Linked DNA regions of Homo sapiens: region 2 is linked to region 1. A link is an interaction called in ENCODE POLR2A ChIA-PET data of the cell type or tissue named here. Cell type or tissue: OCI-LY7. All regions are shown on one strand. Each heading gives the region's core, and the rest is flanking DNA. Links, peaks and the distances in the headings are about the cores only. Region 1 holds the start of BABAM1 (BRISC and BRCA1 A complex member 1). Region 2 holds the start of SNORA118 (small nucleolar RNA, H/ACA box 118).

The links. ChIA-PET counts read pairs that join two places held together with the same protein. Peaks named below come from ENCODE experiments on the same cell type or tissue, not always from the same donor. Only the 100,000 strongest peaks of a DNase experiment are listed, where the experiment ranks them.
Region 2: POLR2A ChIA-PET joins it to region 1 with 26 read pairs; 4 of 35 experiments call an interaction of 5 or more read pairs at or near these places.

What each region holds. Positions count from the first base shown.
Region 1 is chr19:17,265,440-17,268,349 of GRCh38, reverse strand. It overlaps BABAM1 (BRISC and BRCA1 A complex member 1), which reads right to left and starts at 907. Exons shown (of 9, transcript NM_014173.4): 1 at 823-907. RefSeq lists enhancers at 419-1,130, 638-1,137, 1,398-1,857. In OCI-LY7, for the core only: no CTCF peak of the experiment used is centred there; a DNase peak (open chromatin) is centred at 1,049; H3K4me3 peaks cover 1,591 bases; H3K27ac peaks cover 1,998 bases.
Region 2 is chr19:17,090,662-17,093,571 of GRCh38, reverse strand. The region is part of intron 1 of MYO9B (myosin IXB); the gene reads right to left. SNORA118 (small nucleolar RNA, H/ACA box 118) reads right to left here and starts at 1,337; the gene lies at 1,207-1,337. In OCI-LY7, for the core only: no CTCF peak of the experiment used is centred there; a DNase peak (open chromatin) is centred at 1,738.

The sequences.
Region 1 (2,910 bases), core at 60-2,559:
CAGCTGCAGAATGGCTGCCTTTTACACCTCTCAGCCGAGCAGCCACTCCGACATAAGATAACAGTCCCCCCTCTTTTTTCCTCTTTTTTTTTTTAACGTAGTGCTAGCCCCATGCCCCTACTCGGCCAGTGAGCACATCCCAGCTCTCTGGCCACTGAAAATGGCTCAGGGATGGGCACATGACCCAAATCAGGCCATTGAGTGGCAGCTCTGCAACTTCTAGCAGTGTCATCAAGGAAAAGAGACTCTCATTAGAGTTGCAGAGCTGGTAGAATAAAGTTGAGAGCTGTGAGGGGCCCCTTTTGCCTCGGTAAAAAGCGAAATGGTCTCCACCGAGAAAACTGCAGATCGAATTCTGACCACCTGGACCCAGCTCCTGTTAGACCCAATCTATAAGCCACCAACTTCCTTTTCTTCCTTAAGCCAGATTGAGTAGGGTTTTCTGTTACCTAAAACTGAAAATGTCTTGGTGAATAAGGGAATAATAACCTCTAGGACACCCTCGTCCCTAGCGGGTGTCTGCATGAGGGAGAAGCAAAATATTAGTACTGTGGTTCCCCTTGGAGAGAAACAGGACGCGAATGGAGCAGTTTGTCTATCTGGGAAATAGGCACGGGCTTCCCAAGATGGTCTTTGAGCGCCTTGCAGTCCCCACACCTCTAAGAAAAACAAGGCTTTAGCGGCAGCAAGAAGGATGGAGGCTACACTGCAGGAGAAACCAGAAATAAAGGCGGAAGCCCCAGGAAAGGCGAGGAGCTGGATCTCTTGGGGCAAAGGGAGCTGGGCCCCTAGGAACGGGCCCCACACGCTTTCACCACCCACCTTCGGCTCACCGTAGCCTGAACCTCCTTCTAAATCAGCCGCCGACTCACTAGGAAGCCGCCATCTTTACAGCCGGAAGTTGTACGGCGCAGCCCCGACGCCTCCTGGGAAATGTAGTTCAGCGGGCTGCAGAACAAGCAGAGACAGAAACTGGTTGAGGCTAGAAAGAACTTGGAAACTGATAGGCTGAAACTGGGTTGGGGGTGGGGTTTGGAGTGAGAGCTGCCTGGAGCTGGGTGCGGCGGGACCTGGAATGTGATTGGCTACACTGGAGCAAAGTATGAAATGTGATTGGATTAAAAAAATTAGTGAATTTTTGTTTTTGGCCGAATCAGACTACAATAGTCAGTGCTTCTACCGTGATAGGCTGAAACGTGGAATAGAGGTGGAGCTTGCAATGTGATAGGCTAAGAGGGACGGAGAAGGCCGATTTAGGGAAAGAGGAGGAGCTGATTGGTGATTGGTGGAGCTGGCCTGAGCCTCCATGTGGGGCAGGTATTCCCATGTGGGTGTGGCCTGAGCATCCAGGGCCCTTCCCAATTACTTAATTCTTGTTCCTTATTTTACATATATTTGCATGAATCAAAAAATACTTACTCTGGTCTTATTGGGTCACTGTAGGTGGAGCGAAGCTAAGTCGGGCCTATTTCAAGCCTACCTCTTTTTTCATGGCTTTTTTTTTTCTTATTTTTAGAGACAGGGTATCGCTCTGTCGCCCAAACTAGACTGCAGTCACGCGATCATGGCTAGTCACTACAGCCAAGCGATCGCTCAAGTAGCTGGGACTACAGGCGAGGACCACCGCATCAGACTACCCTAGGCTTCCTTCCTTTTTTTTTTATTTTTATTTTTTAGATGGAGTCTCACTCTGTCGCCCAGGCTGCCGTTGTCTTCTTAGTGCACACTTCCCCCTTAGCCCCAGAAGTATTTATTTATTTATTTTTATTTTTTTGAGACAAGAGTCTTGCTCTGTCGCCCAGGCTGGAGTGCAGTGGCTCAATCTCGGCTCACTGCAACCTCCACCTCCAGGGATCGAGCAATTCTCCTGCCTCAGCCTCCCAAGTAGCTGGGATTACAGGCATGCACCACCAGGCCCGGCTGAGATATATATAGTATTTTTAGTAGAGCTGGGTTTTTGTTGTGTTTTTTTTTTTCGTTTTTGTTTTTGTTTTTTTGAGATGGAGTCTCGCTGTGTCACCTAGAGCGGCTCTTTGAAGGCTCTAAGCCTTTGCCCAGGAAGTTCCTTCTGCCTGGAATGCTGTTCCTCCTGTTGCTTTTCTGGCAAGTTCTTTATGCTTCAAAGCTCACCTTACACAGCCCCTCCGGCTATTCTCGAATTAGAGCCTGGCCAATGTGGCCGGCTTCTTTGACCCTCAAAAAAAAAAAAACAACTGAGGAGTTGGGGGCAGTGGCTCACACCTATAATCCCAGCATTTTGGGAGGCTGAGGTGGGTGGATCACGAGGTCAGGAGTTAGAGATCAGCCTGGCCAATATGGTGAAACCCCGTCTCTACTAAAAATACAAAAAATTAGCTGGGTGTGGTGGCGCGCACCTATAATCACAGCTACTCAGAAGGCTGAGGCAGAAGAATTGCTTGAACCCAGGAGGTGGAGGTTGCAGTGAGCCGAGATCGCACCACTGCACTCCAGCCTGCGTGGCAGAACAAGATTCCATCTAATAAAATAAAATAAATAAATAAACTGAGGCTTCAAGTGGCTCTTAAATGTTTCTGGGGCTGGTGGGGTCGGTGGCTCATGCCTGTAATCCCAACACTTTGGGAGGCTGAGGTGAGTGGATCACCTGAGGTCAGGAGTTTAAGACCAGCCTCGCCAACATGGGAAAAACCCATCCCTAGCCGGGTGCGGTGGCTCACGCCTGTAATCCCAGCACTTTGGGAGGCCGAGGCTGGCAGATCACTTGAGGTCAGGAGTTCGAGACCAGCCTGGTCAGCATGGTGAAACCCTGTCTCTACTAAAAATACAAAAATTAGCTGGGCATTGTGGTGGGCACTTGTAATCCCAGCTACTCGGGAGGCTGAGGCAGGAGAATTTCTTGAACCCAGGAGGTGGAGGTTGCAATGAGCCAAG
Region 2 (2,910 bases), core at 202-2,701, 170 kb after region 1:
AGTTCCTCAGACACCACAGCAGGGAGATGGTCGGAAATCTAAAGGTACGTCAGGTTCCCAGGTGCCACATGGTATCGCTCACCTGGTCGTCCCAGGACGCCACGAGAGTTAATCATGGAATGTTCCCAGGCAGCTCCACAGGGCCAAGGAAGATGGACAGAGGTTTACGCACTTCTAATCCAGGTAAGGAATACAGGAGCCCAAACCGAAGATATATGTCTTTTTCTTTTTTTTTTTTTGAAATGGGAGTTTCACTCTTGTTGCCCAGGCTGGAGTGCAGTGGCACGATCTTGGCTCACTGCACCTCTGCCTCCAGGTTCAAGCCATTTTCCTGCCTCAGCCTCCCAAGTAGTTGGGATTACAGGCGTGCACCACCACGCCCAGCTAATTTTTTGTATTTTTGGTTGAGACAGGGTTTCACCATGTTGGTCAGGCTGGTCTCCAACTCCTGACCTCAGGTGATCCGCCCACCTCAGCCTCCCAAAGTGCCAGGATTACAGGTGTGAGCCACAGTGCCTGGCCAAGATACATGTCTTAATCACACATGCATGAATGTGTGTGTGCACTGGCATATGTACTTCCATGTGCTTGCATGTACACAGAGGAAACACATGTGAATACACACACTTCTGTGCATACAGTATACAAACATGAACACACCTCTGTGAACACAACATAGGACACACCCATGCTCATATAAACACAGCACACACATGGACACACTATGCACACACATGCTTGTACACATAGTCATATGCTTGTATACACACTCACATGCATGCACATGCATACAAGGACACAGGTATGAAAAAACATATGTGCAAGCGCTTTTTTTTTTTTTTTTTTTTTGACGGAGCCTTGCTCTGTCACCCAGGCTGGAATGCAGCGGTGCGATCTCAGCTCACTGCAACCTCTGCCTACTGGGTTCAAGAGATTCTCGTGCTTCAGCCTCCCATGTAGCTGGGATATAGGCGTGCATCACCACGTCTGGCTAATTTTTGTACTTTTAATAGAGACAGGGCTTTGCCATGTTGGCCAGGCTGGTCTCCAACTTCTAGCCTCAAGTGATCCAGCCGCCTCGCCCAGCATATACTTCCATATGAACACTCATGCACACACATGTGCCCAGCCACACGTATATGCTTGTACACAAAACACTTGCATGCACATGTCCACCCACATGTTCATGCCTACATACATGCGTACACCTGTGTATGTGCACACAGCGAGGCCTGGGCAGAGTTGGCCCGTCCTGTGACGTTCACTTTTGTGACCAGGGGCTCAGTGCAGCTCCCAGCTGGCGGGCTTTGGGCTGACTTATGGCTGAGCTGCCTGGATGTAGGCGACGCAAAACTCACTGGGATATGCCTACTTCCTCCTTCACAGCAGAGAGCAGCTCTGAGCGAGAAGCCAGGAGAACCCAAGGATGGGCTCTTTCTTCTGCTCCCGGCAGCCTCTGCCACCCACTGAGGGGACGGCTGATGCTAGCTCATGGAATCACAAGGGCTGAAGGCCACATGGACGGCTGCACTTGAGACTGCTCCGTGTCCTCCAGGGACTGCTGATGGAGCACCAGGAGCCCTCTGAGCCCTGCTGGGAACAAAGCCTGTGGGGGCTTCTGCAGCTCTGGGCCCCTGGTGTGCGGGGCAGAAGGGCAGACTCTCAGGAAACCCCACTCTCAGAGATGGGGCTGAAGGGGACGGTCACAGGACTGGCAGATGCGTGCCCCGCCCCCAGGCCAGGAGGAAGTGGATAAGGGCTTGCTCAAGGCGGCTGCTGAGCAGCCAGGGCTGCAGGGAAGGGGGTAGCCCTAGAAGGGACATCCCTCCCTGGGAGTGGGATGGGGGTGGTGGGAGCAGAAACTAGCTGGGACCACAAGCTGGCGTGCCCCCTGCAAGGCTCATCGGCCTGGTCCTCTCCTGCTCCCACAGGTGGGACCATGGGCCTGTCCTTTCACCCACAGCTCTGGGCTGACCCCCTATACCTGGGCCTGAACACTACCATACCCAGCTAATTTTTGTATTTTTAGTAGAGATGGGGTTTCACCATGTTGGCCAGGCTGGTCTCAAACTCCTGACCTCAAGTGACCCTCCTACCTCGGCCTCCCAAAGTGCTGGGATTACAGGTGTGAGCCACTGTGCCTGGCCACAAGACGCCATCTCTATAAAAAATTAAAAAATTAGCTGGGCGTGGTGGTGCACATCTATAATCCCAGCTACTCGGGAGGCCGAGGCAGGGGGATTGCCTGAGCCCATGAGGCCAAGGCTGCAGTGAGCTGTGATCATGCCACTGCACTCCAGCCTGGGCCACAGAGCAAGACCATGTATCAAAAAAACAAACAAAAAACAAAACAAAACTGCTTCCAAACATGGAAGCAACTGTTTTCATGCCTTTTGTGAAAGAATCCTTCCCTCCCTGGATTGGGGAGCCTCCTTTGTTAAATACTACACATGGCGTTATTTTATACATGTGGTCCGCCTCTGGGCTGCTGAGGCTTGTGAGGTGCCACGCTGTTTTGATTATCAGAGCTTCAGAGAATGTTCTCACTCGGCAGGGCTCAGTCTTTTGGGGTTTCCCAGGAGACCTGGGACCTGGAAATTAGTCTTACTGTGGCTTAAGATCCCTGCCCCAAGTGGATGTGAAACCTGCCCTTGGAAAATACCCTGGTTCTGGCGGGAATGGAAGGAAGCAGATTGGGGATGGAGGAACCAGGGACCTGAAGTCCCTGTGGGGGACAGCTCAGCCAAGTGGCGACCTCGGGTTATGGTTGTGTTTTGGGGTACGGGTCCTGAAAACGTGTTTCCTTCCTTAAACCGAATTGTCTCACCAAAATACCCCAAGGCTAACACACCCGCTCTACCACCTGACTCATGACCATCCCACGCACAGACAATGTGAACAGGAAGCAAA